Linked DNA regions of Homo sapiens: region 1 is linked to region 2. Evidence: chromatin contacts called from ENCODE Hi-C or POLR2A ChIA-PET data. All regions are on one chromosome and are shown on one strand. The core of a region is the stretch at or near the end of the contact, and the rest is flanking DNA. Distances in the headings are between cores, read along the strand shown.

The links. A loop is a pair of places that touch in the nucleus more often than their neighbours do. ChIA-PET counts read pairs that join two places held with the same protein, here RNA polymerase II (POLR2A). Pooled maps may share reads with other maps.
Region 1: a pooled map shows a loop between it and region 2 (2.9-fold over the local background). The contact joins the enhancer-like site here to the promoter of LRRC63 in region 2. A Hi-C loop is called at or near these places in 1 of 50 pooled maps. POLR2A ChIA-PET finds 5 or more read pairs at or near these places in 2 of 52 experiments (activated B cell and activated T-cell).

Annotation. Positions count from the first base shown.
Region 1 is chr13:45,509,584-45,515,194 of GRCh38, reverse strand. COG3 (component of oligomeric golgi complex 3) reads right to left here. Exons shown (of 23, transcript NM_031431.4): 15 at 5,379-5,503; 16 at 3,341-3,430. Among named protein-coding and RNA genes, the nearest start is that of COG3, 47 kb to the right of the region's middle. Within about 2 kb of position 3,419, at least 4 of the 41 ENCODE cell types and tissues checked have a DNase peak (open chromatin) inside an H3K27ac peak, as active enhancers do.
Region 2 is chr13:46,209,049-46,214,532 of GRCh38, reverse strand. LRRC63 (leucine rich repeat containing 63) reads right to left here and starts at 2,605. Exons shown (of 10, transcript NM_001282460.2): 1 at 2,274-2,605; 2 at 1,414-1,531. The coding sequence starts at 1,498. It overlaps LOC107984578 (a long non-coding RNA gene), which reads left to right and starts at 2,681. Exons shown (of 4, transcript XR_001749863.3): 1 at 2,681-4,638. RefSeq lists a silencer at 2,520-2,849.

The DNA of each region.
Region 1 (5,611 bases), core at 2,170-4,669, 700 kb after region 2:
GGGAAATGCTACACATTTTAAATACTTGCTCTATTTTTAAAAGACCTAACAACTCTGATGCCAAAAATTGTATCATATAGATTTTATTACTTCACTAAAGCTATTGTAATCCAGCAAATAGTATCATGTTAATTTGTTGACAGGTGCTCAGTTTAAGTATGTAAGAACAATTTCTTGCCTTAAAAAACTGTTTAAGACATTAATCCATTTTCACTGATCACTTTTTAAGATAAAAGTACACAAGCTTGGCCAGGCGCGGTGGCTCACGCCTGTGATCCCAGCACTTTGGGAGGCCGAGACAGTCGGATCACGAGGTAAGGAGACAGAGAAACCATCCTGGCTAACATGGTGAAACCCCGTCTCTACTAAAAATACAAAAATTAGCCGGGCATGGTGGTGGGCGCCTGTAGTCCCAGCTATTAGGGAGGCTGAGGCAGGAGAATGGCGTGAACCTGGGAGGCGGAGCTTGCAGTGAGCCAAGATCACGCCACTGCACTCCAGCCTGGGCGACAGAGGGAGACTCCATCTCAAACAAACAAAAAAAAAAGTACACAAGCTCAACCATGAAAATAATAAGCTAGTGTCTATCAAATTGAGAGCTTCTCCATACATATTTAAACCTCTTATAATATGTAGGAAACAGAATTAGATAAAAGAGGATGGCCTACAGATAAGGAGGGCAAAAGACCGAACTATCAAAACGCTTTTCATGCCTCCCTTAAGAGAAAGGACATGGCCAGGTGCAGTGGCTCACTCCTGTAATCCCAACATTTTGGGAGGCCAAGGCGGGTGGATCACTTGAGGTCAGGCATTCAAGACCAGCCTGGCCAACACGGTGAAACCCTGTCTCTACTACAAATGCAAAAATTAGCTGGGCGTGGTGGCACACACCTGTAATCCCAGCTACTTGGGTGGCTAAGGCACAAGAATGGCTTCAACCCAGGAGGTGGAGGTTGCAGTGAGCTGAGATAGCGCCACTGCACTCCAGCGTGGGTGACAGAGTGAGACTCTGTCTCAAAAAAAAAAAAAAAAAAAAAGAGAGAGGACAGTGGTACAAGAGGACATAAGCCTATGAACTTTTTTTAAAATTAGGTCATATTTTTCCCTCCTGAGATCTGAGAAACACAGGATCACTGTAGAAAATAAAGAGATGTATAGGGAATGAGAGAAAAAATCATCCATAGTCACCTAAAAGCTTTCACTGTTACATATTTTCTTCAATGCATTTTATTACATAGTCATACCATATTATCTGATTTGCATCTTAAATACCTGTTGTCTTAATATGTTTAAGTTAAATTTTATTGTTTCATTTTTAAAAATTTAATGACTGTGTAATATTGTTATATAAAACATGCCACAATTTATGTAACCATTTCCTTAACATTAGACATGTGTTTTCTAATTTCACCTATTATCAAAAATGTGCGGGCACAGACTTGGAAATACTTGTTAAAACTTAAATCTGCCTGTCTATAACTTTATTTCTAGTCCCCATGTGAAAATTTCATTTCACCTCTCCATTTCATGAATGAGAAAAATATAGTGGTCACAAAGATAAAGCTTTCCTAGCAACAAGATCCCAAATTATTCTGTGGAGAGATACATATATATAAAATGTATATATCACTTTTATATATATAATTTATATGTATATATTATATATATAATTTATATGTATATATTATATATATAATTTATATGTATATATTATATATATAATTTATATGTATATATTATATATATAATTTATATGTATATATTATATATATAATTTATATGTATATATTATATGTATAATTTATATGTATATATTATATGTATAATTTATATGTATATATTATATATAATTTATATGTATATATTATATGTATAATTTATATGTATATATTATATGTATAATTTATATGTATATATTATATATAATTTATATGTATATATTATATGTATAATTTATATGTATATATTATATATATATAATTTATATGTATATATTATATATATATATATAAAAGCCTTAAAAGTCACGTTTATAAATCCATATATCAAAAAAAGTTCACAGGATCTGAACACTCCAAGTGGGAAGAAAATTTTGGCTAGAAACAGCTCCCACAGCTCCTTCCCTATAGGTGACAGGTATTTTAAGAGGAGAGTTAAGCAAAGCAACACTTTTGAACATGCTCTACTTCCTGGGAAAAAAAAAAAATCTCAGGGTCTGTGGGAGAAGCACATGCCAGCAGCCTTCAGCCCCAGATCCCTTCTGGATTAAAAACTGTAAACCGCTAAGTGCGGTGGCTAACACCTGTAATCCCAGCACTTTGGAAGGCTGAGTCAAGAGGATCATTTGAGCCCAGGAATTTGAGACCAGCCTGTGCAACATGGTGAGATCCTGTCTCTACAAAAAATAAAAAATTTAGCCAGGTACCTGTAGTCCTGTTGCTCAGGAAGCTGAAGCAGGAGAATTGCTTCACCTCAGGAGGTTGAGGCTGCAGTGAACAGAGATCATACCACTGCACTCCAGCTTAGGTGACAGAGTAAGACCCTCTCTCAGAAAAAAAAAAAGGCCAGGCACAGTGGCTCACACCTGTAATTCCAGCACTCTGGGAGGCCAAGGTGGGCAAATCACTTGAGCCCAGGAGTTTGAGACCAGCCTGAGCAACATGACAAAATCCTGTCTCCACAAAAAATACAAAACTTGGCAGGGGCATGAAGGTACATGCCTGTAGTCCCAGATTCTTGGGAGGCTGAGGTAGGAGGATGGATTGAGCTCAGGAGATAGAGGCTGCAGTGAGCTATGATCACACCACTGCACTTCAGCCAGGGAGACAAAGCAAGACCCTGTCTCAAAACAAACAAACAAAATTGTAAGCCATACAGTCATGGTGACTCCTTCTAGTCACACAACCCAGAGCCACAATTACCTGTCCTCAAAATTGACTGACTCATTTCCTCCATGTAAGAACATTCAACTATTTAAAACATTATCGTAGAGAGAGATGATTATAAATTGTGATGTTTCCTTGAAAATGCTTTCTTGGTATTCCAGGGAAATAGTATCATTTCCCCAGTGGCTAGGACTACAACAAGAAACCTTTACTCTATAGAATGTGTAACCTAAGTACCACTTTTGGTACTTTAGCAAAGTTGGACTCTCTTATATAGTACAGTCTTTATTTAGCACTATAATGAAATAACAGTTTCTCTCAAAGAGCCTCAAAATTCAATCATGTTAAACAAATCCTACTGCCAAAACAGCTTTAAACTTCTGTGCCTATAAGTAAATGCTATATTCCACAATATTTTACCAGGAAACAGGATTTCACCTAACACTTCATCAAACCTTGTTTTTGCTGATAGACTCTGACGCTCCAAGTAAGGACTGAATGCAGGCAGACAATGCTTCCTGTGATAATCCTTGGAACACTGCCCTCTGGTGGAATAAAAGAGAATAATCAGCCTGTGGCATTTGACAAAACAAAAAAAAAGGAATATCCTAGGCTGTAAGTGCAAATAACAATGCCTGCTTGCCCTCATGGTTGGATTAATTTACTACTTGTATTATTCTTCCTGGTTTCCTATTCCCATGCAACCTTTCTAAACCAACACATAGATATGTAATATGCAGTCATCCCTGGAAACATTCATGTGACCATTCAATAAATATTGATTAGCATACTAGGCACTGTGCTAGATGCTAGAAATATAGGCAGGCATGGTTCTGACCTCACGGAGCCTTCGCTCCAACAAGATCTCATGTGGGGCTCTTTTTTAAATCTCTAAAACCAACTTTAAAACAAACCCTCAGTAAATCCACTTCTAAAAATACAACAGAATTGTATTTTAGGAAATCATGTACATGGCTCTTCATTACAGTATTATTTAGAACAGCCATAAACTGGAAATAACATAAATGTTCAAAGACAGGGGACTGACAAATAAAATAGGACTAAATCTAAATTATAGAATACTGTTTATGAAATCAAAGAATGCTGAAGGAGGCGGTGAAATTCATAATGGAGTTTAAAAAAAAAAAAAACAGGTTACCAAATGGTATAGGCAGTATGATTCTTAATTTAATTCTGCCATTACTATCTTCCCAGAGGTGTGGCATGGTGGTTGGACCAGGACTCCTGTCAGTCCCCTTGCTTCACTCCCAGCCTCCATTCTACATAAATATGAGCCTATTCATTATTAGGCCACTGTCCTGGGCCCTGGTCTCCAACTTGATGTTATTCTCTTTTTACATTGCTTCTCCCTGTTCTGTGGTTTCCCACAAGGCTATTACTATAGGAAGGAGAGATTAGAGCTGCCACCTGCTGGGTCACTAACCCTGCCTAAGAAAGCTTAAGATGAGCAGCTTAGACCAAGACCCTCGCCTTCCCTTGCTCAGCCTTAACGTATTTTACACTGGATTGTCTTTCCCCACCTTTGATCGGTAAGACTAAAAGTGTTAAGATTTGAATATAAGCTAGGTGAAAAAAGAATAAGCCAGCCTAAGGCATAAGACAAAACTGGCATAGTGACCTCCTCAGGCCTACCTACTATTAAGCTAAAATCCCTGTTAAGCACCCTAAGAGGTTTTATTTCCTAGAGTCTGTGATGACAATGGGTTCTATGTGGAATATGCCTCCTGCGTATTTTCCTTGGGATCCTGACTCCACTGCAGGAAGTTGCTGAATCTCAGCCTAATATCATTATTCAATAAACCTAATGGACACCCTGGGGAGGAAGAGATGCCAAATATCCAAACCTCTCTCTGGAAGAGATCTCATCAGCTGGGCAAAAAGGCTGAGACATCTAAGTCTGTAGAGGTGATCTGGGCCTGTCCTTAAGAGTCCCAGAACTGGGCAAAAGGCACTTTTGGTAGCATTTCAAAATCTATAAGCACAAAGCCCAGCAATTATGCATTTTAAATTAAATATAGAGTAGTGTACATTCTACTGACCCAATGAAACAACTGTGCAGTCCTACAATATAAAATATCTCTGCGGTGTAAGGGTAAATGCATACTCCTTTTGAACCATATCCTTAAGAAATAGTGGCATCTAGACAATTCATTACATGACTGCTGTATTTAATCATTGCTCTAAATGCAGTCAGGGTCTTCTCTTCAGGAATGCACACATAAAACAGTCATGCAAAATTTGCCCACAATTTTGAGGTGTCCATAGACTCCCCAAAGCCCATTACTGAATTATAAGTTTCTATAGAAAGTTCAGGTTAGAAATTCCTAAATTAGCTTGACCTCAAGTTACTTCCATATCTAAAAATCATGATTTTAAGAATATCCAACAAAATACTTTATCAAGATCTTAAAATGTAAATTTAAAAATATTTCAAGTGAAAGAACGAGCAATTCACAGTAAAGATACACGTACATCTATGCATCTGTATAATTTGGAGAGACAGACAAGAGTTCTTCGAACCGTAGGATACCACATTCCATGAAGATCTGCTGGAGAAATTGTGGTCTGTGGTCTAGGATTGAGGGATTCTGTTGAACCTAAAACCCAAGTGGAAAAGAAGACACATTTCACACATGTGGATATTTGTCTTACAATAATTTACATGGCAACTATAAACTGCTTATTCTCATTAGCTATAAGTAGCT
Region 2 (5,484 bases), core at 1,356-3,855:
AAATGTCAATAGTGCCAAGGTTGTGAAATTCTGTACTAGAAGATAAACTTTAAACAAAAGATGAATGGAGAAACTACAAGATAACTGGTAACCTTGAGCTGTAAATCTGCATACTGTATTATTACAGAACAGATTGTAAATGCAGAACATTATAGAAATGTAGAAATGATGATGTAAAAATCATGTAACAAAAGTTGGGAGAGAAAGTAGGAGAGGAAATTGTGGCAGTATTACAGGTAAGTTGAGTTACCTACTGTTAATAGCCATAGGTCAAAAGATGATAATTTAACATTATAAATCAAGTTATAGACTAGGTATATTTGAACAGTATAAATGTTGACACTAAAACTGCAATCAACTAAAATCAGATGGAAGAGGAAACTGAGAAGGGGAAAATGAGAAAATATGCTAATTGTATTGCTTATAATAAGGAGGGAATAGAAACCATACAACAGAAATAGAGGATTAAGCATTAGATAAAGTTATAGTTATAAAAGTGGCTCATCTTTACTTCATAGCACTTATCACAGGGTAATTTTGCATTTACTTATATGATTGATTGATTACAATCAGTATCCCAGTGGGTAACTAATGAAGGGAACAGGTAAGGTCTGTTTTTGCTCACTAAATATATTCGGTCCTTGTTATTTGCAGTAGTTCTGTTCTACAAACAATGAATTACTCATTACTGAACCATTTCTCCTGGAAGAAATATGGGGCTAGGTTCCTGCAAACCTCTGGTTTCAACATTTTCATCAACTGATCAACACTAATTTTGTTTTATATTTGTTTCTATTTAAAGACACTTTAATAAATATAAACAGTTGATTTGTTAACATTGAACTTAGGGCCAACAACACTACTCACACCTGAAGGAAACTTATCTAACACATATCTTGTTCTCTGTAAGGCCCATCACAGCCTTCTTGTGCTCAGGAACACTAGACAGTACTTCAACACTATGCTTGGGGCCCACAGTGAAATCACTAACTAAAAGCACAAACATTCAAGAAACATAGAGCTAAACAGACAGGGAAAACAGTACCCGTTTACAATATGAGAGCTGAAACAAGAAGGTAGAGGTAGCCTTGTTCCACCTCAGCTGGAGGCATGTGTGTTGGGTGACTCATTTTCAGTGCTCTGCACATATCCACGCATGACTGAGAAAGCCCTTTGAGTACCAATTCTGGGGTTACAAGTAAATTTTATCGATGAGATAAACTTGAATCTACTAAGTCCACCAATAAGTATCAGTAAATGCATCTGTGGAATTGAATTGGATGTTATCACCTGACAACAAACATTTGTAAGTTATTAGTGAGTGTATTTATTGTGATTCTGAGCTGTGCAAGTCAAGGAATTTCTATGAAAGATACATAAATGTTAATACACATATCTGATTAATACACATACCTGTATGGGTTTTTTTCTCATGTAAAGACAGCTTAGTGAATTTTGGAGGTAAGGGTCTTCGAAGAAGCAGTGGGGGCTTTTGCATTTTAATGAATAATAAGTGCTGTTTTTCATAATCCTTGGTTTAAATGAGAATTGAAAAGGTTTTGAATATGTTTGAATTGTTGAAAAATAATAAGAATTTAGATTACATCTTAAAGAAAATCATTCTGTACCAATACTCTACTGAATCCAGGCAGAATTCCTTTATGAAAAAAAAAGAGGGTAAGAAAATAATTCTTTAAAACTTCTATTAATAGAAAGAATCCAGTTAAAATGTAGGGTTATAAGTAAACATAGAATTTTAAAAATATGTGTATTATTACTACCCAGGATCATTCTACAATTTTCCATGTTAGTACAAAGTTCAATTTGCCAATGCTATTTCAACTAGTAAATACTGATTTTTCAGAATAGTCGAAATGACATTTTTTTTCTCTCTCTCCAAAATGTTATCGCTATAAATGTAGAAAGAGAATTTGGTCAGAAATGTGTAGAAGATGCCTTCATTAGATAAGCCTCTGAAGACCCACCATATCTAACCATTCACAAACAAATTGTTTTCTTTCTATAATGGCTTGTTTTTCAACCACTATGCTTGGGCCAAAACAATTCAATCCTAAAATAAGATGGGTTTCACTATAATGAGATTTCCCAGGGCTGCTGGATCCCAACTCATACTGTTTAGAAATAATGCGAGAAGATGCACCCCCAAAATGTGCTTTTAGTTTGCAGGGCAACATCAAAAGTGCCTGGCACGGCATTATTCCATTGATAGCCTAGAAGGGAACACCCTGAAACTGCACAAATGGGCCGTTTACCGCCAAAAGATAACTGCACACAAGCGCTCAAGGTGTACTCCCTGGTCATATGTTCCACACGATGCTGGAAATCTCCCTTCCGTAGTACCCAAAGAGGGGCATGGAAGTGCTGGACTCCCACACTACCCTTTAGGATAATCGGCCGCTTTCCAAACCAACTGGCTTTTCGTCTCCTATCTCCTTTTCCTCGGAATCTAGGCAGCGAGGTAAAGGTCCAGCGAGGGTCTTCCTGCAGGAGGCTGTTCCCGAAGAAGCACCACGGATCCCCACCCTCTAGGAGGCCAAGGAGACACACCCTAGCAACCGGGGTCCGCTAAGCCAGCCCAGCCACTTGACGCGCAGGCGCGGGGGCGGGACAGGCGAGGCGGGCGCGGGACAGGCGAGGCGAGGCGGGCGCCGGGAGGGGCAGGCCCAGCCCACGGTGCAGCGCGCGCGGAGCCCTCGCCTTCCTCCGACGCACTGTGGGGCTGCAGGGGAAGCTGCGGGCCGTGGGGGCCGGAGGAGAAGCCGGCTCCACGCGCAGCTGCTGTACGGAACGCCGTGGTGACAATTGTTATTACTATTTTTATGCTTAATGGCAATGACCACTATTATTTATTATTTTCTCTCGATTACAGGATGCTTTACTTGGGTGTCTAGAATATGGGCTGGCATTCTTTAAGGCTGCACTTTTGTGCAGCCGGGTCCCGGGGCTAATTTTGCAGTGCTCTCGAAAAGCGGGCATTCGGTTTTCTTTCTCTTCCTTTCATGCAACCTGTTTTCTCTTTCTGATCCTTTAAAGTTCCTGGCTGAGGCTGGATTGTGTAGAAATAAGGGCATTAGGGATCCAAGCGGGCCATAAAAGAAACCCATTTCTCACTGTCATCGTCCTCTGTTCTGGTTATCATATTGTGACGTGTCGCCTCTGTCATGGTGTTGATGAACCTGTGTGTGCAGTCATAGATACATCGTGTGTGTTTGCAAAAATGTGCGTGTTTCTCTGGAGATTTGAGGGGGAAAGAGCACTAGAAAGAGCTCATCTGATAGATGCGGAAATCCGAACTCAGAAAGTAAACTAGGTAGAGCTTCCTTCCAGGTTTGGTTTTTTCTAAGTACTAGCGCAGGAACTTTATAACAGAAGTTGGAAAATGAGAGACTTCTGTATAAATCTTTCTAGCTTTGGGGATCTTTCAAGATTCACACCATAACCATGTCTTCCTTTTTCTCCTTAGTAGCAAACATGTTTTAAAACAATCAATGAAAAAAGTAGAAAAGTTTTAACAAAAAAGTAATCAGACTCTGGAAAATATTATGCAACTTGTTTTCCTTTACAGTAGTAGTGTACTGTTTCTTTTCCTTGTAAGTTTACTGTGTCCCAATTATACTGCTGCCCCAGACTATGAATTTATTTCCACTTTTGCTGTTATCTACACCATAGATTCATTAGTTTCTCAGAAATACAAAGCTGAAAATAAAAGGCAGCTCTGTGGCTAAGATTAGTCTCAAGTAATATATATCGTGCATATTTTGTAAATGTGAAAAAAGGTTTATATTTTTAAGCATAAAAAATGACAGTGTAAATTGAGTCAGGTACCTATGCTCTTCAAGATCGTTGGAACCATGAGAACTACAGGAATTCAGTTTTACTGACTGACGTTTGGCCTTTAAAATTTATGCTTAGCTTTGTGTAGTCGAAAGCAAGGCTTCTGAATGCTTTTTCAAAAAATGCTTTGTCACACTTGGAATCCGCAGGCATCCAGGTATCATTCCTTGCAGATTTCTTCTAGCAAGTATGAGACTAAAACCTAGGGCGGTTTAATATGTAATCTCAGGTGTGAACATTTTGTCTTCTATTTCTACCACTTAGTACCAAACATTTAGGCAAATGAGATAGTTATTATGAAAATTAAATCCATGGCTTGGTATATTTTATATGTATATATGTTATTCTAACACATCTGACTCGCTTTGTCTATGGAAATGATATATCAGTATAGGATGAGTTTAGACAGGACAAACAAAATTCAATTTAGATTATTTTATAGTTCTTATATTTTTGAAAATATTATCCCCTCAATTTTCTTTCTTCTTTTGTAAAATAACGTGTTTTTGAAATAATGAATAACTCCCTTTTGGATTTTAAGGGTCTGCTTTTTCTGATGTATGTACGGTCAGCCTATTTATTTGTTCCGTCCCCTTTGCAGTTTGGCAGAACCTTATGAAGAAGCTTCCCAAACTGAACCACAGTGCTTTCACTCTATTAGCAAATTGTACTAAAGATGCCAGCGTAATGATGAGTGCCAAGGTTATAGACATCCTGCATTTTTTAAATGTTGCTAAAATGAGATAAAAGCCTTATGCAGAAGCAACCGCAGGCACCCCGCAGGTAATGCTATCGATTTCCCTAATAAGTGGGAAACGCTTGGGGAACCTTAGATTTGCTGTTGGTTCTGTTGAAATGGTGGAAGTGATGTGAAAAGTGTTGCTAGACAACTTCATTATTTTCCATAGACCTATCTCTTATTTATTTATTTCCCTTTAAAATAGGACAGAGGTTTGCTAAACAGTTTGGCCATTGTAGTTTTAACCTAATATTTTACCTTATGGAAATAATGGAGTAATTTGTGTTTTTATGTTCATATTAATTTTTTTAAGTACTGTTAAAGAATGAATAGTTATTTTTGAGCACATATTTGTTCAACTACTGAGTCTCCAGAGTAACACAGGGCACTAAAATGCTTTTGAGAAAGAAGTGTTTTATTGGTCTGAATTTACCTGTTTATATTAATTATATGTACGGGGAAATGTCTTCTTCAGTCACAGTGGCTTAAATGTACCCACTTATTTCATGTGTTTTCATGCTGTTGCCTAGAGAATAGTTTTATATTTTCTCAAATGTTAATAAAGATATTTTGAAGAAGCTGCTACTCTTTTTATCCCCATATCTCACTGTAAAGACAAACACTTCATTTGTTTTTAATTATTTTCAGCCAATTATTTCTTTTTGTCTTTCAAGGTGATAGTTATTTCCTTTGTTTGAACTGGAGATCCTGGGATTCCTTTAAAAAAATTACTAATAAGGAAATGTCATGCAACCTTTATCATGGAATTAAAAAAAAAATCAAACACAAGGAAAGGACAATGTCTGTCTGTTTTCAAAAGTGCCTTCATGAATTTAGTCATTCATTCCAGAATCATTTATTGGAAACCTACTATGCATAAGTTACTTCAC